2 separate regions of the Homo sapiens genome follow, and region 1 is linked to region 2. Evidence: chromatin loops called from intact Hi-C (ENCODE). Cell type or tissue: A673. All regions are shown on one strand. Links, peaks and the distances in the headings refer to the core of each region. The heading gives the core; the rest is flanking DNA.

Region 1 (12,262 bases), core at 2,197-10,196, 71 kb before region 2:
AACAAAAAAAGGGCATGGGTACTCTCATTAGCTTTGCTTACTAAAAGAGTGCTCAAACATGATTCCCACAGCCATTAATTTCCTCTGTGCACATACCTTCTCTCTCCTTTTGGCCTGAATATGCATTTTAAATGCAGGTGTATAGACCCAGAGGAGCTCCTTGAACACGCTGGTGTCTGAAGGATGAGTTAGGCAGTTATGATGATGAGTAGGAATAGCTGGCTTGCTCATTTGGGATTTCACATTGTCTTAGCTTCTAGTGGGGTCACCAAGAACCCTGAGTCTTCTGGTCCATGAAATTTGCAAGATTAAAAGAATATTAGCACTTTTTCTTGGAGTAGGACTCTGAAAACAGGATTATATTGTTCAAACTAACAAAAAATGTGTGGGTACCAAAGGAAATATCTACCTATCTGTAGCATTTGTATGGCTAGATATTCTTACCCGTATGGTATTTGTTGTCATTTAATAGGTCAAGAGTTGCACCTTTAGCTCTCAGTTATTTCAATCATCATATGAAACCCACAGGTATCAGTCAGGGTCTTAGTTCCAGCTAACTTAAGCAGAAGGGGGATTTATTGAAAATATAGTGGGTCATGGATAGAATTACCAGGAATCTGCAGGACCTGGCTCAGGCTCAGTGGCTCCATAAAGACCTTTGTCACTACAGCTGCAGAGTGGTAGTGGATGCACTTAGGTTGCCAAAGTAGACCCTGCTGGCACAGAGCCGTGCTTACTGCTGATACTACTGTTGCCCTGGGAACCTGATTTTGCTGCTGCATCTGGCACTACAAAAACAGCATTTCCCTTCCTCTCAAATCCTTGTGCCTTTACATTGCTGGCTGGAGCAGGTGCACCTGATTTGGTCAAGTGCCAGCACTCTACCTGCAAGATTGACTTGGGAAATTATGAATCTGACAGCCTCAGTGCCTCAGCCTATGTAGTGAGAAATAACTCTCCTTCCCAACAGGACTTTCAAAGTGGGAAATTTCTTAGACAAAGGAAGAGTGGGAGGTAGTTTGGATGAATGGCAGCCAAATGAGAAAAGATATGAACTCCAGTCCAATTAGAAAGATGGTGGTGGCAGGATCTGCATGCGAGCCATGTGTGTCAAACAAAAGCTTATCCTTACCCAGAAGAAGATTGTGTGCTTTTGTTCTTAGAATATAACATAGAAAATATTGTGAAGAAATAAACTCCTATGTAAAGTTTGGTATCTATTTTACTAAATCCTAAGTATTTTCTTTCCTCATAATTTTCCTGCCTGCCCTTAGCATTCTAGAAAGAAAACTTGGGGTTGAAATCCCCTTCTTACATGCAGACATTAGCTTTTGATGGCATAATATCCTTCAACACTTTGGGATTCACTTTCTATCTCAGTTTCTCCCTCTGTTATTTAGTGGAGATAGTGTATGAAGCCCAAAATGTTGAGAGACTGCCAGGGAGAAAAAGAAAACAGTGTTTCCTTTTGGCTTCCTGCCTTAGCTTTCCTAACTTTGTATGTATTAGGCATCTAAAGAAAGAAAGAAATCATTTAGGTTAGAATTCATGCTGAGAATATGAAGAAATATACATATGACAGGCTTTTTCCAACTAGAAGAGAATAATTTTCTATTCTCACCTAAGAAAATAAACAACAATCTTTCCTCTACTAATAAGAAGCTCTATCAGTTATAAGATAGGAGGTAAAAGTAACAATGTCTCTGCCCAATTCTCCTCTCAGAAGTTACCACACAATAACAAGAACAGTAACAACCACAGCACAATTACAGGTGCTCAGCTTTATCTTTAATGAAACCAGGAAACATCTAAAACTCCAAACTATAACACATGAAGATTGCACATGGTTGGGTGAATTTCAACCATTGGGCAGATCAAAGGTCAAATTTACAAGTGTGTATGTGGAGGGGAGGAGGGAGGTTACCACTGAGAAGCTCAGTAGTTTACCCTGCCAGATTCCAGGAATTCTCAGAAATTGGAAGCCCAAAGCCTGGAAGAGAGGAGGCTGAGAACAAGGGGACTATTTGTTTAAGGAGCAGTTGGATGCCAATGCCCACCTTCATTCTGAGAAGTTAGATGACTACCCTTCCTGTGCCCTAAGAGAGCTGAGAGATCCATTTCTTAGAGGAATTGCAGAAACAGTTTTTGGAATTGTGGATACCAAGCACAGATGAGAGAAGTGATTCGATGCTGGATAGAAAACCAGGGAAATACAAGAAACATGTTGTATCTAATGAGGAGGTTTTCCATCATCTAAGCTGAGCGTACTAGTAGCCAGCCTTCTATCCCAAGGACGAGATTGGAGGATTCTTCTCTTAGGAATCTCAGGAACTGACTAGACCTACAAATAAAAACCTAAAAGAGCTGGATGCCTGCTCATTGCTCTACAGTGAGATTCACTAGTTGTCAAGCCCTACTGCTGTGGTTTGAATGTGTCGCCTCCAAAATCCAGGTGTTACCAATGTGATGGTATTAAGAGGTGAGCCTTTAAGAGATGATTAAACTGCAAGGGCTCCTCCCTCATGAATGGGATTAGTGCTCTCATAAAAGGCCTTGACAGAGGGAGCTGGTTCCCTCCTGCCCTTCTGCCTTTTATCACGTAAGGATGCAGTAAGAAGGCCCACACCTGATGCCACTGCCTTGATCTTGGACTTCCCTGCCATCTAAACTGTGACAGAATACATTTCTGTTCGCTCTAAATTAGTCAGTGGCATTTTGTTCTAACAGCACAAAATGAACTAAGATGCCACCAATAGAGTGGGGCTTCCAATCATCATTTTAATGTCTTGTTTTTAAATAGGAGAAAATAACCAGATATTTAAGGAAAACCTTCAACATGAAAAGTAAAGGTACAGTAAAGTAAAAGTAAAGGTAAAAGTAAAGGTACTCCTGCCCCAAAAGGTAATAATAAAAATACACTAAGAGTTAACAGAGGCAAATCAAGGAATGGAAAAAATGCTATAAAGTATTGCTTTTTCATATCTTTAGTGACATAAAACAAGAATGCAAATTAATGAAACCAGTCTGGTCAGAGCAAAAAGCACTTAGAAATTAAAAATTATAGTTGAAATTAAGAATGCTCATCATTCAAGAAGATGAAGTCAAGGAAAACACCCAGGAAGAAGTAACATTAAAGAAATAGATAATAAGGGAGAAAAGCTAAGATAATTAAAGGCTTAATCTAGGAGGTTCAGTATCCTAAGAAAATAGGAGTTTCATAAAGAAAAAGCGGAGAAAATAACAGAGAGGACATTTTCAAAGCATTAACAAAAGATAGTTTCCTTGGAAATCTTGAGTAGAGTCCAGTCTGCTTCTGTGGGGTAGATAACAACCCCTTACACACGCTATATTTATACAGTTTTGTTACCGTTGTTATTTTGTTTTGTTTTCTTCACATTCAGTGTACATATGTAATGGGAATTGTGGTCCTGCATATTCAGAGGCTGTGAATCTCAGGTACATTTTTATCTTTATCTTGGGCTACAGTGGTGCCTGCAGAAAGTGACCTCAAGTGTAATGCTAGCAATACTGCCACCGAAGACAGAGGTGAGTGGACTTGGAACCCATGGGAGGAGACGGTAATAAACGCTAGCTCACAGTAGGATGCGCAGGCACCAAGCTATGTTGTATTTTAATATAACAATAATGAAAGTATTTTAAAAACCAAAGTATTTTATCTCTTGCTATGAAGGCTCCTAAAATTTTGAGTAATAAAAAAAACCGCATATGGGAAAAAGCTATGTTCTTCTATCTTATGTATAAAGAAAATTTATTTGCTATTTATAGGTTCATTAGTAAGAGGTAGATCTCATTCTTTGTTTTTTAAACAAAAATTACTTTTCCAAATGTAAAAAACAGGGGTTGCAAGTAATATGAATGATAAAATCTTATGAAAAAACAGTTTCTTTTAAATTTATGAGTATAAAAATGTGGAAAGATACAAAAAATACCTTTCCAGCAGAGTGGAATTGGTGAGGAGTATGTTAGAGAAATTACTAACTTTTTCTTCATGTGTTAATTTCATGCTCTGTTAAAATGAAGATCTTTTCCTTTTTTTTTTTTTTTTTCTTTTCCTGAGATAGAGTCTCACTCTGGTTGCTCAGGCTGGAGTGCAATGGTGTGATCTTGGCTCACTGAAGCCTTGACCTCCTGGGTTCAGGTGATTCTCCTACCTCAGCCTCCCCAGTAGCTGGGACTACAAGCATGCACCACCAGGGCCAGCTAATTTATTTCCTTCCTTCCTTCCTTCCTTCCTTCTTTCCTTCCTTCCTTCCTTCCTTCCTTCCTTCCTTCCTTCCTTTCTTTTCCTTCCTTCCTTCCTTCCCCTCTCTCTCTCTTTCTTTCTTTGTTATTTTGAGTAGAGAGACGGGGTTTCACCCTGTCGCCTAGTCTGGTCTTGAACTCCTGGCCTCAAGCAATGCACCCGCCTCGGCCTCCCAAAGTGCTGGGATTACAGGGATGAACCACTGTGCCCGGCCATCTTACTTATATAAATAAAAAAGATAATACATTTAAGGTGATATTCCTTTTTACCAACATTTTATATTTTCAAACATACCACAAAGTTGAAAGAATTTTGCAGTAAACTTTTGTGTATCCACCATCAATCCATCTTATGTTTTGGTGTATTTCAAAGTAAATTGCAAACATTAGTATACTTCCCTTCTAATCACTTAAATGTGTATATCATTAATTAGAATTCTTTATTTGTTTACATTTTTTAAATGACTTTCATTATAAAATATGTATTTATCATAGAAAATTGATAATTACAGATAAAAAATCTGCAGATCTATAAGTTAGTTTTTGTTTGTACCAAATACTGTGCTATGTACTTTATTAAAACCATTTCTTTTAATCCTTTAACAAGCCCTAAGTAGTCACATTATCCCCATTTTACAAATAAGGAGTCTGTGAGAAAATTGCCCCAGTTCCCAGAGTGGCAGAGTTAGGATATGCATCCAAGTATGTTCAATCCCCTTACTCTTAACTGCATGCCATCCTGCTAGCCTTGTGTCCACCCCACTCTGAGATAACCACTGATGACTCCTCTCTAAACCCTTTTCTAGGTGTATGTATTTCCACTAAACTGGGGCTATATTGTATGTGTTGTTTCATAACTAGCTTTTTCTCACGTATAAACCTCTTCCTCCAGCTCCTTGTTAATGGCTGTAGAGTATTCTGTCAAGTGAAGATACCATATTTAATAACTACTCATTCTTGTATATTTTTCCAGTTTCTGCTATTATCAAATCTTCTTGCGTGCTACTAATTTTATCCTTAGGATCATAAGTAGAATTGTTTACTGAGAGATTATGCATAGTTTCTACTGTTAATATAAATTCCCCAATTTGCTTTTACCAATTTCCCACCAGTAGAATGTTGGGAAACCTGACTAACAAGTTTCCCAACATTCTACACTGACATCAAATATAACTTTAAAAAATCATTTCTAGTTAGATAAGCAAAAACATGTATGTTTTGTTTAGCATACCTTTGATCGTTAATGAGGTTGAACGTATTTTCACCTATTTATGTATCGTTTAAGTTTTCCCTTTCAGATACTTCTTGTTCAGATTCTCGGAATTCATTTATAAATTAGTCTCTTGAAGAATTCCAGCCCATTTCACAGTAAAGCTGATGTTAAGACCGAAATTTTATTTTTCATGCAGAGTTCACTCTTGGAGAGTTGCAGTAAAGGCAGTCACACTTGGAGTACCTCAGTGACGGCAGAAAGGTTTATGTTTTCCTCTTGGTGACAACATAAATCTCTGTGAGATTGCTGTAAAGGTAAGGAGGATTTTAGAATTCATTTGCACAGAGGTTCCCGGAGCTTCCAATTTGACACGACTGGCCTTGGAAGATTCGCCTGGGCAAATCACAAGGGCAGATAGTTGGCTGGTTTAGTGATTGGCTTTGAAGCAGCACCAGATGCTGTGGACACCGGGAGGCCTTTTGCTGCCCTTCAGGAAAGCAGCGGAGCAGCAGAGGAGAGCGCCATGGGAGAACATGGGCCACCCTGGGTGAGGACAGGAAACAGGCAGAGGAAGTGAAAGAATTCTTTGAGGAGCAGAGGAGAGAGAGCTGGTAGTTCATCTCACTTTCTCTGATTAATAATCCTCACCCCTTCTGCCTGCGCAGCTTGACTGTGAGCAAAATAAGAAATGTGCAGCTCATGATGTCCTGAGTCCTGCTTCCATGTGGGTGGTTGGTGATGGGGCACAGTACCTCTTGTCCAGCATTAGATCTCAGAGGACTTGGGGGAGAGCATCTTTTGGCTGGCTTATTTAGGAAAAATATTTGGCTAAAATTCACTTACAGTTTCAACTACTTTCATTTTCCTATAATACAAGTTACAGGAGAAAAAAGGTGAAAAGAAGCCTATTTAAATTGTTAATATAGGTATTTATGAGTGATTAATTTTACTCCTTTCTGTTTCTCTTTATATTCTATAATGGGCACATTTACATATGTAATAGAACTACTAATAAATTGTATATATAATTTCTCCCCCGGGTGAGAACTCATCTTGCTGCTAAGTTAGGTTCAAGAAACAAGAAATCCTGTTGTTTGTAAACATCCCTTTAAACAGAAGTGAATGCTTGTGAGTATAGGTTCTTCTGTATTGCTATATTGGCAATTTAAGCCTTAATAGAAAAGGGCAGTAGTTTGGTAGTGGTGGTAACTTAAAGCCAGGATGGAGTGTTCCAGATCCCCCAAGATTCTGTGTGGACAGTGTGACTGGCAGCATGTGGGCTTGTTAGGGACTCTGGTACCAAGGCAATCCGTGCTGAGATCTGTTATATTTGCTCCAGTCCAGTGTGGTCCTTAGCTTAGAGTATGTAGCTTAATCCTGGTGGCCGTGGATCCTAAAAATTCCATCAAAAAGGCTCTATTAGGAGAGGTTACATATAGGGAAGATTGCATAATGTAATGTCATTATTTCCTCTCATGAATGGTCCCACTGAGTGAACAGGAAGGGTGGGGCCCTTCATGAAGCTTAAAGCCAGTCCCTCCAGTGAGGTTGGTATCTGAGCAGAGAGGGCCAGAAGTGTAAGAAGTGCTTGAAGTGGGCATGAAAAAGTTCTTCAAAGCTGAAAAATGGTACCATTGTATCTTTTGTTGGCTTGAAATTTCTGGCATGTTAATTAGACTATAAAAAGGGCCTCGACAATGTCATAAGGCAAGTTCTAAAAGCCTCAGGCTTTTAAACTTGAAGTAGCACAGTGAAGGACGGACCTCATGCAGAATGTTCACAATGAATCGCAAAAAGTGACAAAAGTTGATTAATTACTTATATGAAAACTAATTTGCAGTGATGATATTAACATTCTGAAGCCAGCCGTTTCCTTCCATTTGCTTCTTGTGGTTGGGACGTATATTCCTTCTTTGTTCATTTCTTAAAGGAACCATCTTTCATTTTCCCTCTTTTTTTGGTAACCTGTTTCTTCCAAGGACTATAAATATCTGAGATTCACTGATCTAATCAAGACTTCCTCCTTGATAGAAATTCTTAGAGAATTCAGTGGCAAAAATGAGCTCTATCTTTGAATCAAAATCTAAAATTATTTTTTAAAAGAAGGATAAAAATAGAAAATAGCAAGTTATTTAACTTGGGTATGATGTTTGTGACAATTCAGAAACCACCTTTGCAAAAATAGTAACAGTAAGAAAATTATGACAGTGGAGGATATCTGATCTAGACAACCCCCTCTTGCCTTTAGCCTTCAAGCTGACTTAATTGTTCCTGGGCATAGGCTGGGCTAACTTTGGGAGACATTTATAGTTTATATGATAATAGCCCTTCCCCCAAACACAGCCATCTTTGTAAAGCTTAATGAGACCACCAGGCTAGGAAGATAGAAAAGCCTGGATTCTGCTAACATATGAGCATTGCCAGCCATTTCTTCTGGAGGTCACAAGATATACAACTTTCTCAATTACTTCTGCAGATAACATCATTATTGTAAAACCTAAGATTGCCCTTTGGAGATAACTTTTCAGGTTTTTTGCATGTCTAACACCAATGATGGCTCTACCTGGACCTGCTAACCACTCCTGTGTCTCCACCCAGAAGCACTTCAGCCAGCAGGAGGATAATTTCCTATATCCCTATGATTGCACCCCCAACCAATCAGCAGTAAGTACCCATTGCCTAGCCACCTCCACCTCTTCCCCCAAACTACCTTTGGAAAACCCCTAACCTAAGATGAGATTTATTCGAGTAATAACTGTCCCCCACATGGCATGGCCACCCTTGTGTCCATTAAACTCTTTCTTTACTGCAATGCTATGGTCTTTGTTTGTGTATTGAGCAGGAAGAACCTGTTGGGATCTTTCAATTCTATTAAGTAGATAAATTAAAAGACATCACCTCGTGTCAATCCCTCATTCCCTCCACCTAATTTTAATCAACTAGTTGAATTTAAGAAAATAATCTTAACACTAAGTTGGTTACCAGCAAGTGTTCTATTTTTAAAAATCATCTTTTATACATCTAAAAATGATAAAGATGCTTAAACTTTAAACAATTTAAGGTATGTAAAGTGCCTATCAGAATGTCTTATCTATAATAAATGTCCAATTCAAAGTAAAAAGTTTTGCATATTGATGGAGACATTTCGGTCTTGCCCTTGGTTTGAGTGAGGTTCAACAAACATGAGAATCTACTTTCTCTTAAATGCTTCAGCTGTCTGGGGCACCAGCGCCTCCTGGATGAGTAGCATAGAAAGCTAAGAACTCTTTATTGCACTTGTTCATTTTTGGGTGGTCTGCTGGCCAAAGCTTGCTATATTCTATGGAGCAGAATTTTCCAGAATGTATTCCATACAACACCATCCCAAAACAGTCTCCATGAAAAAATGCATTACTCAACTGAGCTCGCAAAGCATTACTGATATGGTTTGGCCCTGTGTGCCCACCCAAGTCTCAACTTGAATTGTAATCCCCACGTGTTAAGGGAGGGACCTGGTGGGAGATAATTGGATCATGGCAGCAGATTTTACCCTTGCTGTTCTCATGATAAGAGTTCTCACAAAATCTGATTGTTTGATAAGTGTGGGGCTCTTCCTCCCCTTCTCTCTTTCTTTCTCTGTCTCGCCTGCTGCCGTGTAAGACATGCCTTCCTTGCCCTTTGCCTTCTGCTATGATTGTAAGTTTCCTGAGGCCTTCCCAGCCATGTGAAACTGTGAGTCAATTAAACCTCTTTCCTTTATAAATTACCCAGTCTTGGGCAGTGTCTTACAGCAGTGTAAAAACCGGCGAATACAACTACTGAATGAATATTATTGAGTAAGTTTAGTATTCTCTACTTAACCTGAAAGCCAATCATTAGGCATGTCTGACTGGTGCTGATGAATACTAATGGTAATTTACTTTCCCATCAGTGTTCGTGTGGTTACGATGCAGGGAATCCTTGTGTATCAGGTGCCTGCCTCCTAACTGCAACCAGACTCCTTCCCACCAGCTCAGTTTTTCCCTCAGACCTCACCATTGCAATCTCCACAGACTCCAGCAAGGTTAACAAAGCCAATTAGACATTAATGGACATTGTCACAACTCTGGCATGCATCTGCTGGCATAATAAAACACTCTGTGTTTTAAATCAATCTATGGTGCAGCATTAATGATAAGATCTTTCGTCTCCAGGAAGCTTTTCAAGTGCACATTTCTCAATGAGAACAGCCTGGTCAGGAGGGAGACAGTGTTTCATGACCATCTCGCTTCAGACTACAGAGTCTGACTCTGGGTTTGCCGTTACACATTACATTATACATAATTAATGGCTGAGTTTGCCATTAATTATGTGATCTTGGGAAGTTACTTAAATGTACCATACTTTAGTTTCTTCACCTGTAAAATGGGAATGATAATGGGATCTACTTTGTGTAGGGTTGTTACAAAGGTTAAAGGAGATAGTACTTACACTAGAACAGTAACTGGGATGTGATTAACAATCAATAAGTAGTTGTTATCATCCTAGTGCTGTTATGATTATTTTCTCAGAAGTTGGGGTTGGAGTTAGCATTCATCTGATACCGTTTTTGAGAGTGTGCCTATAATTAAATCTTTCTGATCTCTTTTGGAGGGCATATTACATTTAATAGGCGTATAAGACTTGGTTAGTCTGCACTTAGACTGCTGAATCTTGAGGAATTGATGTTGAAAGGTTAGCACTTTGGAGCTGGATATGACTGCAAAAATGACCGGGTCTCACTCTTATTTTGCAGATCAAGAGCCTTAGGTCCAGAGAAGTATTTTTCCAATGCTATAGGTGGGGTTGCTATAGGTGGGGTTGACAAAAGAACCTAGGACTCCTAATTCCAGGTCTACTACACTATTCCACACTGCCTTAGTGCAGGAGGCCTCAGTGTGTGTAGGATAATGCATTATTAGTTATTCTGTATTCTGCTTAAATTTGTAGATTGTTTCTTATTCAAGGTTGATATTCCTCAAGCGTAAAGAAGCAATTTGAAAGGAGAGGAAGAAAGACATGGAAGAGACACAGGCTTTAGAGCCAGAGTACTGAGTTTCGATCCTATTATCTAAATGTCTAACTCTCAGTGACTTAGTGAATTTCTGTGACTTTCACCTTCCTTGTGTGTTTGGGGATGATATTTTCTTTTCAGAATTATTGGGAAAATTAAATGAGAAAATATATAAAATTGCTTTGAATGTGGTAGGTACTCAAAGATGGCAATTTTACAGATGTTCCCTGACTACCATGGGTTTATCTGGATAAGTTGAGGGGTGTACTGAATGCCTGTCGCTTTCACACCATCTTAAAGTTGAAAAATCCTAATTTGGGGACCATCTGTGTTAACATTTATGGCTAATGACAGCTTTAATTTAACATTTATGGCTAATGAGAGCTACCTGAGAATAACAGGCTGGAGACAATGTGCAGAGTTTACTTAATCCCATGCTTCTTGAACTGCCGTATGTATAGTCCAGTGGTAAATAGCTATGTGCCAAAGTGAATGAAATGGTATGTCATTTAGGAGTGTCAATTTTATTTGGAAAAAAAAACTTGAGAAACTATTAAGTGATTAGTAAGTTAAAACACTTGAAAAATAACATGGATATTCTATGGAATAAAATTCAAAGTTAAACATCTTAAGTAAAAAGCACAAGACTTCAAATAAATTTTAGTTTTGCAGCAGACAGCTCCAAAATATTCTGCCAGCCTTCTATTTCACCACCCTTCTGCCCCAAAATCCAGAGTGCTCACCCTTCATGGCTGTAGGGGATATTCTGATGAAAAGTTGAGAAGGATTAATTTAATCTATCCTCTTACTGCTGCTTTGTAAAAGTAACCACCCAAGAAAAGATAAGCTGAGATGATGTGTTGCAGGTGCTGCCAGCTCCTCTACTAAATGATGTGGGAGTGTCACATGGAGGGCAGTGACATCAAATCGTGTTGACTCTGAACCCATACACCTGCCTTGCTAACTTCTCATGCCATTTCTGAATGCCTGGTCCTCATTTGTGGGTTCTGTTTGAGGTGGCATCTATTCTTTTTGCCTGCCAGTCATCCAATCCATCCTTTCTTCTGATAATAGCTCCTGTTTTTTCTCCACCCTTCTCCTACTTGGTCTGTGAGTCTTGGCTGTGACTAGTCCTGACCCCTGGATTCAGGGTAGCTATGTGACTGTAGCCTGATTGTTAACTTATGCCTTTCTTCGTGGCTCCTGTGGTGCTTTCTTTCCCCTGAACTTGAACCTGTGAGGATATAAGCCTGGAGCTGCCTGATGCTTCTGTCAGTGAAGGAAGCTATATAGAGACTCATAAATTATGTCCTTTATTTGTTTTGTTTTGCCTTAAAGTTGTAGAGTTGAGTTTTCTTTTATTTGTATCACTCTGCATCTGTATTTACTCTTGCCTTTTCTACCCTAATCAATTACAAGAACTATCTACCTGTCCTTATTGCAAAGATTAATATTTACTTCTTCATGTTTCATGCATTTGTTTATTCACTCGCTTATACTTATAAAGTATATAGAATACCTACTGTGGCAGAGCTGATAATTGTATACTCATTCTTTTCCACTTTTTTTTTGCCAATTGAACTGCAAGTTTATTCACAGCAATGATGTGCCACCTGAGGCCATGGGTCATGATTGATCTAACGTTCTAACTTAATCACACCAATCCTGTTCTAGGTGAATCACACCAATCCCATCCTCTTCTTTCCCAGCCCCCCTTGTAGCTAGTGGTGGCCATGTGGCCCAGTTCTGGCAAATGATACCTCTTAGTAGAAGTT
Region 2 (12,262 bases), core at 2,361-10,360:
CCCAAGGATTAGAGTGTTTTGTGAACCAAAGAAGATTCCCTCAACTCTGTTGAACCCCAAAGTTTAGAAATGTAGGTGGGGCTAAATTCCTAACTCAAAGCATGGACTCATCCAGGATTCCACATTACATTCAGTCATTGTCTTTAGTCTGCTTGGGCTGCTATAGCAAAATACAATTAACTGGGTGGCTTATAAATAACAGACATTTACTTCCTGCAGTCTGGAGGCTGGAAAGTCCAAATCAAGGAGTGAGATTTGGTGTCTGGTGAATTGCTTCCTCATAGATAGTGCTTTCTCATAATATCCTCACATGGTAGAAGGGATGAGGTATCTCTGGGGACTCTTTTATCTAATACAAGGGCACTAATCCCATTCATGAGGGCAGTACCTTCATGACCTAATCACCTCCCAAAGGCTCCACCTCCTAATACTATCACATGGGGTAAGGATTTCAATATGAATTTGGGGCACACATTCAGACCATACCAGTCATTGTGTCTCCTTAGATTCCTGTTGGCAGTTTCTCAGACTTTCCTTGTTTTTGATGACCTTGACAGATTTGAAGAGTACTGGTCATATATTTTGTGGCATGTCCCTTGATATGATTTGGCTGTGTCCCCACCCAAATCTTACTTTGAACTGTAGTTCCCATAATCCCCAGGTGTCATGGGAGGGAGCCAGTGGGAGGTAACTGAGTCATGGAGGCAGTTACCCTCATGCTGTTCTCAGTGATAGAGAGTGAGTTCTTATGAGATCTGATGGTTTTATAGGGGGCTTTTTCCCTTTTGCTCAGCACTTCTCTCTCCTGCCACCATGTGAAGAAGGACATGTTTGCTTCCCCTTCCACCATGATTGTAAGTTTCCTGAGGCCTCCCCAGCCATGTGGAACTGTAAGTCAATTAAAACTCTTTTCTTTATAAATTACCCAGTCTTGGGTATTTCTTCATAGCAGTGTGAGAACACACTAATACACCCCTCATTTAGGATTTGTCTGATATTTTTCTCATGATTTGACTGGGGTTATGGGTTTTGGGGAGGAAGGCCACACAGGTAAAGTGCCATCCTGATCATATCAAGCCTGCATACTATCAACATGGCTTATCACCATTGATATTAACTTTGATCACTTGACAAAGATGTTTGTCAGATTTTTTTTCAATGTAAAGTTATTTTTTTCCCTCATTTCCATACTGTACTCTTCAGAAGAATGCTACAATGCACAGCCCACATTTAAAGAGTAGAGAGTTAACGCTGCCCCTCCTGGAAGGTAGAGTATTCACATAGATTTGAAATTATTCTGCATATGCCACGGATTTGTTCACCTTTTCTGTAGTTTAATGTTATACAAATGGCCTTTTCAGAATGACTTCTTTTATTTAGCAATACACACTTAAGACATGTGGTTTGATAGCTCTTATTTTTTTATCATTGAATATTTTATCATGAAATAATTGTACTACAATTTACTTGTCCATTCATTTGTTAAAGGACAGCTCTGTTGCTTCCAATTTTTGGCAATTTAAATAAAGCTGCTATAAACTTTCACATGCAGGTTCTTGTGTGCATACAAGTTTGCAAATCAGTTGGATGTGTGATTACCCAGGATACCTAGGAGTATATTGCTAGATTGTATGGGAAGACTGGGTTTAGCTTTGTAAGAAACTGCCAAACTGTCTTGTTTTGTTTTGTTTTTTTTGAGATGGAGTCTCTCTCTGTCGCCCAGGCTGGAGTGCAGTGGCGCAATCTCGGCTCACTGCAAGCTCCGCCTCCCGGGTTCACGCGATTCTCCTACCTCAGCCTCCTGACTAGCTGGGACTACAGGCACCCGCCACCACGCCCGGCTAATTTTTTGTATTTTTAGTAGAGACGGGGTTTCACCATGTTAGCCAGGGTGGTCTGGATCTCGTGACCTTGTGATCCGCCCATCTTGGCCTCCCAAGGTGAGAAACTGCCAAACTGTCTTCCAAGTAGCTATTACATTTTGAATTCCCATCAACAATGAATGAGTGTTCCTGTTATCCAATCCTTAGCAGCAATTGACATATTGTCAGTTTTGTTTTGTTTCTCTGGATTTTAGCTACTATAAGTGCTACACAGTGCATTTCCCTAATGATATATGATGTTGACCATTTTTTTATATGCTTATTTTCTATCCGTGTATCTTCTTTGGTGAGAAGAGATATATCCAGATCTTTTGCTTGTGTTTAAGTTGGCAACATTTCATATTTCTAAGATTCTTTTATTAACCTCAGCTTGCTCTTTCTCTGTTTTCTTATCTTGGAATGAGAAGACGCCAAACAGACCTGCCATTTATATTCCAACTCCAGTGCAGAATTCCCTTGACACCCCCCTCACTATTCACCTGGGGCTCAGAGACACCTCCTTAACTCATGCAGTGCATATGATCTGCATGCCCATTAGGCATTTACCTATTGTGAATCTGCTGGTCTGGAAAAGAATCTGTTCCTGCTTCTGCTGCCTGATTGTGTGATATGTAGAGGGAAATTACTCTTGATAATTTGAATCTATTTGTCATTTCCCCTTGTCAAATTGTATGTGCGAAAAGCCTACAGAATCTACCATTCATTCTACAGCTCTTCCTGTCTCCTGCTCCTTCCTCCCATGGCCAGCACATCTCAAGGTGCAATCAATGCACCTAACATTTACTTCCAGCTGTACTACATTACTTGGTGTTATAGTCCATGAACAAATGAAAAAAGAGTTACTGATGCATGGGATGAAGGATGCTGCATTGATTGCTTTAGAAAAAAAATCCCAGTAAGAATGTGATGACCAGCTTCTACAAATACCCTGCATCTCCAAGGTCAGCAACATGATGGAAGAGGGAGAACAATCTCTTTAATCATGACAGCTCCCTTTATTAATCTCTTCGAATGAGCCCAGAACTTTTCTAAGCACTTACATTTTACATTTGCTAAGCACTTTACATATTATGACATTTAATGCTTACAGAAACCCCTGAAAGAGAAATAATTGTCTTCCATTTACAGATGAGGGCATAGATTATTCAGAGAAAGCTGAGAATTCAAACTCAGGACAGTGCAGTTCCAAAACCCATATTTCCAACCAGCATTGTTTTCCCTACTCTGGGTTTCGTACTTTTGGGGCAGGTCTATATTTAGGCTTCACTAGTGACAGTTCCTCCTGGAGTTTGGAAGATGGTGGTTAATATTCATATTTCCAATTCTGTGACGGTTTTGTGATTTTATAGTTAAGAAATTGGAGTCAAGTGAAGTATGAGTAACTCATTAGCTGCCAGCTCTACCCAACTCTCTCTATAGCCAATGTTAGAAAAATGAAGTTATAAAAACAGGTTTAAATTTTTAAATGACAATCTATATTCTGAATTACAAAACATTCCACTGTTCTTTATTTGTAATAAATTAAAATACTGTAAATATTTTTAGCTGATATAACACTTTTCATCTGAGATCTTTACCATCTCTGTCATTCATAAATCATCAAACTACTTTGGGAAGCAAAATTATTTAATAAATGGCCCTCATAACATTTGAAATTTAAAATGCTGAATTCTTTTATATTTTAAAGTATCCCTATGTTAATCAATAGAAAAAAAAAACAGTAATTTTTTTCCAAAACAAGAATGAGGCTCACATGTTGAGACTCCGGCTTAAAAAAAAAAAAAAAAAAGTGCACCTTCTATTCTTCTATCTCACCTCCTGAAACAATTAAAGTAAATTTTTTTAAGTTAAACTCTACCTGGTTAAATGTATCATGTGGACTTCTGGGACAGATTCAATGTTAACTTTGGCTAACGAAACTTATGATGTTATTCCTACTATTATCATTCTAGTTCAACACTTGTCTTCTTGCACCCGGATTATTGCAGTCATCTCCCAGCTGTACTTATTTATAGCATCCATTTCTCTTCTTCAAAACACGTACATGTTCAGTATTGTGCTAATCACTCCTGGGGAGCCTCTTTCACTTTCTGAAGTGGCAGTAAAGAGCTGGTCTTATATCCCATGGAAAGAGCATATCAGTTGAAGTCAGACAACCCTAAATTGGAATCCTATCCATTCTGCTGGTTAAACCTGAGCAAGTTACTTAGCCCAGCTAACCTTTAATTTCTCAAGGGAACCCTGAAATATTGCCATAAAATTAAATGAGACAAAGTACATAAATAAACATTCCTCATTTCCCTATCCAGGACTGGCACCCTATGGAACTTTACAGTTTCATTTCCCAAACAAATAGTAGATAAGCCATGCATTATCTACCATTTTTGAAACAAGTTTTGCATTTCCCTGTGCATTTTATCATGTATTCTCTCTGACTGAACTGTGCTTCCTTCCATATTTTTATCTGCCAAAAATGTCAGCCCTTTCCTGATCCAGCCTACCTTCTGACATGGAGGACCTTCTGATGGCTCAGCTCTGACATTTCCTAAGCTAAGATCCTGGGTGGGGCAGCCATAAAATAATACCTTCCCCATCCTAGTGGTGTATGTGTGATAACATATGGGCATGCATGCCCACTAACCCACAGACTTCTCTTAACTTCTATTACATTTCTCCAGTATGCAAAATTGTCGATTACCTGTACTTTAAAAACAGCACTCTGATCATTCCATATTAGGATTGCATCCTAGCCCTGGGCTCCCATCTTCTTGCCTGGGATCATGATGCTTCCTAATTTTTGATAGTTCCTACTCTAGAAGGCTATTACTACCTCTGATTGGGTCTTAATCTGCCTAAATGAATTCATATAAAATATCACACCTATTTATCTCGGCATCTTTCCTTGAGATAATGATGCTATAGACTATCTACAGGAGTGGATTACAATCTTGATTTCTGCCATGCTTTTTTGGGCATTATAATTTGGACTCTGGCTTCATATTTCGGGGACAAATTGTATAGCCAAGTAAATTTCTCCACCTCCCCAGGTCTAGCTGTTTATTCTCCTTAGTCTATGCATTGAGAATGGAGATCCCATCTTGCCTTGTAGCCATGTTCAGAAGCAATGAGCAACCCATCATTCATACCTAGCTCAAATGCTTCCTCTCCTAGAATCTCTTAATTTTCTTCCAGAACTCTCCTTTATTCAAAAATATTTATTAAGCATCTAGTATGTGCCAGGCACTTGGATGCAGCAGAAAAAAAAAAAAAAAGAAAATTCAAAACCCTACTCCTATGTTTTTTTTTTTTTTTTAACATGGTTTATTGTATTTTCATAGTGCCTCTTCTTAGTTAGTCATAAATGCTGTAATACAAGGGCAGGAAACTTAAAAAAATTAGTCTGTCTAACCACACCTGTAATGGGTTGAATGGTGGCCTGCCAAAAAATACATCCATGTCCTAACCCCTAACCTAAGAATGTGACCTTATTTGGAAAAAGAGTTTTTGCAGATGTAATTAAGGATCTTGAGATGAGATCATCCCAGATTATCTGGATGGGCCCTAAATCCAATGTCCTTATAAGAGAAGACACAAACACAGAAGTGAAGGCCATGTGAAGATAAAAGCACACATAAGAATTATACAGCCATGAGCCAAGGAATGCTTGGAGCCATCAGAGCTTCCTAGAAAAGGCAAGAAAAGATTATCTCCTCTAGCCTTTGGAAGGAGTACAGCCCGGCTGAAACCTTGATTTTTGGACTTCTGGCCTCTAGAACTGTAATAGAATATATTTCTCTTGTTTTAAGCCACAATTATCACAAATTTGTTTGAAATTTGTGATAATTTTTTACGGAAGCCACAGAAAACTAATATACCACCATACTTTGCAGATGACCAGAGCTGGCTAAAATCCTTAGAACCCACAAATAATAAAAGGATTACAGTCTTCACCCTATCCCATACAGGTTAGGACCTGTAATTTGAAAGAAAATCATTTCTAAATAGAAAAACAAATACCCATGCTGAAATTAAAATAGTTCCCTTTCAGCTTTTCTGATTATAAGATTCTAAAGAGTTCATAGAGTATGATTTGTTCTTTTGCTTCTTTTTTCTATTTTTTTCATTGCTCCATTTCTTTGGCTGTAATGCTTTTTTTTTTTTGCAGAACACAAACAATAAGCCAGCTCATAATGTGGGAATAAAGTGATACAGCATGGGAAGCACATGGTGCTAGTCACTTGGTAACTAAATATGCCTTCTCTTTATTTTGGGACTGGTGATGGGGTGGTGGCAAGGGTATAATGAAGACGAGACATACTTTGTTCCTTGGTCCTATCTACTGACTCAGTGGTTCGAGATCTATGAGGTAGAGACATGAGACAATTCTCCAGATAATTTGAATTAACTCAGCTCAACAGATTCATTCTACCTTGCAACTGGCATTTGGTGAATCTCACAGTTCTTCATTTCTGCACTACAGTTTTTCCAGTCACCAGATGAGGTCATCTGTGTTCTTCTCATTGAATTGTTCTAGAACCATGAGGCAAGATGTATCTGGGTCTGATTCCCAAGAAACAAATCTTAAAATTATTTTCCTTGAGTGGATGAGGAAAAAAGAAGCAAGAGCTTTCTCCTTGAGATGTTTCTGGATTTGTAGGTGGCTGATTGAGTGGCTATGAGCCGTGCATGAGCCTTAGCGTTTCTTCCAATTGAGAGTGAAAATAGCATAATTTCTTTGGGAAACTTTTTACTGTCAATTATATCTTACCTCCTGGAGAGACTAGCCAGACAGACTCCACTGACAATATGTAAAGGAAGCATCTTAAGTGCCACTTAGTTGTCCCCAGAGCTTTAGTCACTCATAATACTTCCTCAAGACTGTAAAAACATAACCCAAAATTATTTTACCTTTTTTTAAATTGAAGAATTCTTTGACCTTTCTCTAATAGTTGCTCCCTAGAAATTTCTTCTAGCTGAAGCCATACTTTACCCTGGCCTTCCAAACAAGTTAATGTCTTTGTACGCAGGTTTCCTCGTATTCGTTTGAAAATGGGGAAAATAATAACGACATTTCTTTCTTTTTGAGCCATAAAGTTATTTTCTGAACTGACTTCCAATTTATTTAGATCAAATAGACTAGCACTGTTATCACTAACAAGCATTCATATATCTGCCTTATCCCTACGCAAATGCGGCACATTTGTTATATACTACAGCAGATTCTTGGTGTTCGACTTCCTGTATCTTAAGTTAACCCTGAGTTCAGTCTTAGTAGAACTTAGCAGCTGATACAACTGTGTGATATACTCACTGTTTATAGCCAGCTTCTGTTCTGATTGACTGGTGTCCATGTTAAATACTTGGAATATCACCCTTGTTTAACTGCCATATTTTAAAACTGATCAGTGAAATAAATGGCTATAGGAGTCCATATAGTGCTTGTAAAGTACCACAGTGTTTGAAAAAGATTTTATTTCCTAAAATATGGTGAGTTAACTCCCAATCTTGGAAAGGAATGGGAAATCTAATGGGCAGTATTATACCTTGTAACCACTTAGGTTTGTTACTCCATTTAGTTTAAATGATAGATGTTGGAAGAGGCAATCTTCTTCTGTGGGCTCTGAGTATTCCTGCATGCTCTTTCTGGGTGTGCCAGCCAAGAACACAGGGTCTCGTCTGCTCTTTACGAGACATTTCTTAGAGTTGAGTTTGTAGTGAGTAACCTAACCTTGAAAGATGAGGTAATATTTTCCTGGAGACCAAAGGTAGGCTTGCTTCTGTTTAGTATAAAAACAATAAATCCCCAAGCTCAGTGTTCCTTTCCTGTAAATACAACCCATTTTCTTTGCAGGCATCCATCATGAGCCCTTTGTGTTGCCCCATACAACTTGGGGCACATGGGGACCTGAAGCAAGCAACCATGAAACTCTGGTCACTGCTTTTGCTATGAGTAATAAAGTCTTTTGTCTCCATCCCAGGAGTCTCATGCCTTTTGTCAGCCATCAGTGAAATAGTAACAGGCTCATTTGTTAGTTTGTAAGTAGAATAAAACCTTAACTCTTGCAGAGTTCCTGAGGGTTTTCAAATATTTCTTATGTAAACCCCAAAATAGGTCCTATAATGTTTATTTATATTGTTTCAAACAATTAGTGAACATAAACAGTATAGAATCTTGGTCTTTTATCCTGACTCTACCACTGAGTAAATGATCTTGAGTAAGTTTTTTTTTTCTTGTAGGCTTCTGTGTTTTCATCTGTAAAATGAAGGGGTTCAACTGTGCCCTGGGGAGTTGATGACAAGTCACTTCAAGGGCACTTGCATTAGTCCCTGGTTGTGGGTTGTTGGCTATGGCTGGGGACAATGATATAGCTGTGTTGACTGGCCTGGTCTCCTACCCTCAGCAGGGCCAGCAGCTGTAGACACTGTCCCTCATCAGCTCTCTTTCATATTTCTCTTACGTATGATTTCCTCCACACTTTTCCTCATACTTCCTAACTCTCTCATTTCCTTTTTCTCGGGAAAAAAACAATGCAGATCATCAGAATTTTTTCCTTTCTATCCCTTGAGCCACGGACTGTGCTCTGGATACCATCCATCTTATCAATCCAGGGCTGACACCTGGCAGGAAGAGATGACATGTGGTTTCAGACCACACAGTCATTAAAGTCTCTAAGAGTTCAGCAGAGAGGGAAATTACTATGAACTGGCATGTGGAAGAATGGGGAAGAGTGACCTGGACCTTCAAAGCTGGCATTCTGAAATACAGAAGGAGAGCCCTGCCTCAAGGACTTGCCTTCTAAGACTCTTTCCCTACAGGAATGTAGAATATTTATCTCAACAGGGAACACAAAGAGCTGGCTTTTGCTAAGTTGATCCACTGTCCCAATTTGCCAGAATTAAGGGTGTTCTTGAGACATGGGACTTTAATATGTTAAGCCAGGACAGTCCTGGGCAAACTCTACTAACATATTCTTCTAGATCCACACTTTGTGGTATAAGCTTTATGTCATAAGGTCCTCAAATATTAAGGTTTTGGAAGCTCAGACATCAAGAATTTGATGTAGCCCCCACTCCCCAAATATTGCTGTAACAATGTGCTTAGGAAAGGCAATAAACACCCCTGAATAAATGGAAGAAAGAAAAAATTAGAAAACATAGTAGAAAATGTTGGTTAACATAACATGTATTATCTTCCTATAGCTATCTTTAATAACTTGTAAACTAAAATGGTTTCATTATGATCCCTTTCTAATTAATTTCTAAGTAATGGGAGTGAAAATACTCATGAAAATATGCTTAGAGCAAAGAACTGATATAGAAAAAAAAATAAAAAGTGAAAGAAAAGGGCATAGAGAGAATGTATACCTATATAGCGAAAAGCAACTGTCAGGACATAAAATTAAATATGATTAATAATGGTTATCTCTGGGTGTTTATTTTTATTTCAATATTTATGCTTTTTTGTGTTTCTAATGTAACTATAATAACCACATATTACTTTTGTAGTAAAAAATAGCTGTTAATTGCAGCTTAAAAAATGAGAGAAGAAAAGATGTGTCAAGACCACAGTGGGAAGGACTATGTTAAGAAATATTAGGATTTCATGCTGGAGACAATGGAAATCAATTGGTGGCTTTTAAGCAGGAAAACCACTTATTGTTCTTGATCAGAGGAAGAGTTTTAGATCAGATTTTTGAAAAGGATCCTGATGGCACAAAGGGAGGTATTGCCCTGGCTGGAATATTTGGTTTTAAACATGGGTCTCTTATTTTCAAATCCAAAAGTAATAGAAGTGCGGGTCCTCTGACAGGTGACTTGAGATTCATTCAGGCCAGAGGGCCCAGCCCAGTGCCTGCCAAATATTTTGACATAGGTGAGCATTTATTTCTCCTACTCAAGTGGCCTGCCCTTTTCTTCATCAAAATCATTTAAAGGTCAGCTAGAAAACTTGTTGAAATTGTCAACTTCCACTTTCTCTGAATTTCTGGTAATCTGAAGTCTTCTGAGTTTAGCATCCCCCTTTCTGAAGTCTGAGTTTTTATGAGTTTGATTTTATATGATTGGTTGTACTAATTTGTAGTGATATATACTACCATGGTGCAATGAGGAACTGTGCAAAGAAACAAAGGATGTTTGTTTTATTTTATTTATTTATTTATTTATTTTTGCTAGATATGTTTGTTGGGGTTTGGGACTTTATGTAATTCTGTAATCACTTGCCAAAGAGAGAATTTGACTAAAAATAATATAGAGGGGCTTCATCAAGGAGTGTTTATAGATACATTAATTACTGTGACTTCGCACCAGAATATGAAGGAAATTATGACTTGTACTGAGTGCTTCTTAGTTCTCTTGCATTTTATTTAGGAATGAGAGTTAGGGGATTCAATGTGTGTGCTAAGGTAGCATGCTCTAGACAACACTATAAAACCATGAGTCACCTAGGGTCTCTGAGGGAGGCCTTGGCTTCTCTAACTGTGGAATTTAAAGCACACAACTGTATTGTGTGATTTTTTCTGTTCTGTGTTTTCAGCAGCATTATCTGAAAAGAATTTTCAGTCTGCTGCTTGTATGCCATGCTGTTGTCATCTTACTGAAACATGAAGTGATTTAAGCTTCACAGCTGTTATTGTTTTCAATGGAGCAGCTGCCTGGCACTTCCAGGGACAATGACAGGTTCACATGGAGGCTATCTATGCAAATTACAGTAGAAGGTTGAGCAATAATCTGGTGAATTTGATCATTACAGACAGTCTAAATAATTCAGATGCAGATAGTGTAAAGTTCTTTCACTGGCCAGAGCAATGCAACAAATTGCTTTAGTTCCTTCACTTGATTTAGTGACTTTGGACTTAGCCTTAGTGATCAATTTAATAACCAAATTCATAAGAGACTGATGTATGAAACTAAATGCCAATTTACAATGAGAACCACAGTTCATGCCAGTAGATTCTCTCTTCATAGGAAGAGCTATATGTGAAAATTACTATAATCAGAAGATGAACTTATAATAACAGCCTGAGCAGGCATAGTCAGCTGTTTTAATCAATAATAATCTCAGCTGTAGGAATAAAACTACTCAGTAATAGATCCAGGATTTTGACGCCAGAAAGCATAGGGCCTTTAGCCATTAGATCATGTTGTCTGGAACATTTTTTTCTCTATTAGTTTTAGTTTTGCTCCCAAAATTCCAATTTATACACCTTAATTGACTTGAGTACTTTCTAAATCTGCTTCCCAGGTTCACACATAAAATTCTGAATCATATCTTTAGATGGCAATCCCATCCAGTCTAGGTTGATTTCCTGTGTGTCAATTCTCAGGCACTCTGGACTCTAAGAACAGATGACATGAGGTTTCAGACCACACAGTCATTAAAGTCTCTAAGAGTTCAGCAGAGAGGGAAATCACTATGAACTGGCATGTGGAAGAAGGGGGAAGAGTGACCTGGACCTTCACAGCTGGCATTCTGAAATACAGAAGGAGAACCCTGGAGACTGCGACTAAATCTGCTTGCCTAGATGAAAAGGTAATGCTGCAGAGAAGTACAGATAAAGATGGAAATTCACTCTGAGGCCAGATTGTGGAGGTTCTTAAATGCCAGTATAGTAAGTGTGGATTCATTTTAGCAGCTACTGTGGATGCCTAAGAGCTTTGGTTTAGAGGAATGACATGATCAGTCCAGGGCATGAGAAAAATAAATCTGACAACCTTTCACAGAAAGGAGGAATGGAGAATAGAAGCAGAGGAAACAGGTAGGAGACTGTAACCCTAGCCCAGATAGAGGTGAAATTGAAATGAGTTTCAGACCAAAGTCAGGTATAGAGACTGTATTTGTTGCTGATTGCTGCTGTAAAAAATGACAACAAACTCAGAGTCTTAAAGTAACACTAATCTCTTCTCTTACAGTTATGGAGGTCAGGGTCAAAAATCATGGCATTGGCAGGACTGCTTCCTAGTGTTTCTCAGCTTCTGGAGACTGTCTGCATTTCTAGGCTCATGGCCTCTTCCTCCATCTTCAAAGAGCATTACTCCAACCTTTGCTCCTTTTGTCCCATCTCCTCCTTCTGCCTTGTGATCTTCCTGCCTCTCTTGTATAAGCACCCTTGTGATTACTTTGTGCCCACCTGGCTCATCCAGGATTGTCTCCCCATCTCAAGGTCTTCACTGAATCCCATCTGCAAAGTCTTTTATGTCATGTTAGGTATCATATTGTCAAGTTGTGGGGATGGGGATATGGACATTTTGTGGAGAAGTGCCTTATTCAGCCTACCACAGAGACACAGAAACATCCACCTCTCACTGTTGTCTCACACTACTTCCCTTTCAAAGACACCGAGCTCCAAAGGAACGTGATGACTTATATCCAAAACGTACCT

Evidence for each region. A loop is a pair of places that touch in the nucleus more often than their neighbours do. Peaks named below come from ENCODE experiments on the same cell type or tissue, not always from the same donor. Only the 100,000 strongest peaks of a DNase experiment are listed, where the experiment ranks them.
Region 1: it touches region 2 in a loop (8-fold over the local background); 2 of 110 quality-filtered maps call a loop at or near these places.

Annotation. Positions count from the first base shown.
Region 1 is chr6:82,681,782-82,694,043 of GRCh38, reverse strand. It overlaps LOC105377876 (a long non-coding RNA gene), which reads left to right and starts at 5,560. Exons shown (of 6, transcript XR_001744232.2): 1 at 5,560-5,790; 2 at 8,075-8,140. In A673, for the core only: no CTCF peak of the experiment used is centred there; DNase peaks (open chromatin) are centred at 4,303, 4,963, 6,033, 7,063 and 1 weaker place; H3K4me3 peaks cover 1,499 bases; H3K27ac peaks cover 7,211 bases.
Region 2 is chr6:82,610,945-82,623,206 of GRCh38, reverse strand. All of the region lies in intron 5 of LOC105377876 (a long non-coding RNA gene), which reads left to right. Among named protein-coding and RNA genes, the nearest start is that of TPBG, 250 kb to the right of the region's middle. In A673, for the core only: a CTCF peak has its summit at 6,378; DNase peaks (open chromatin) are centred at 6,646 and 7,116; H3K4me3 peaks cover 740 bases; H3K27ac peaks cover 1,917 bases.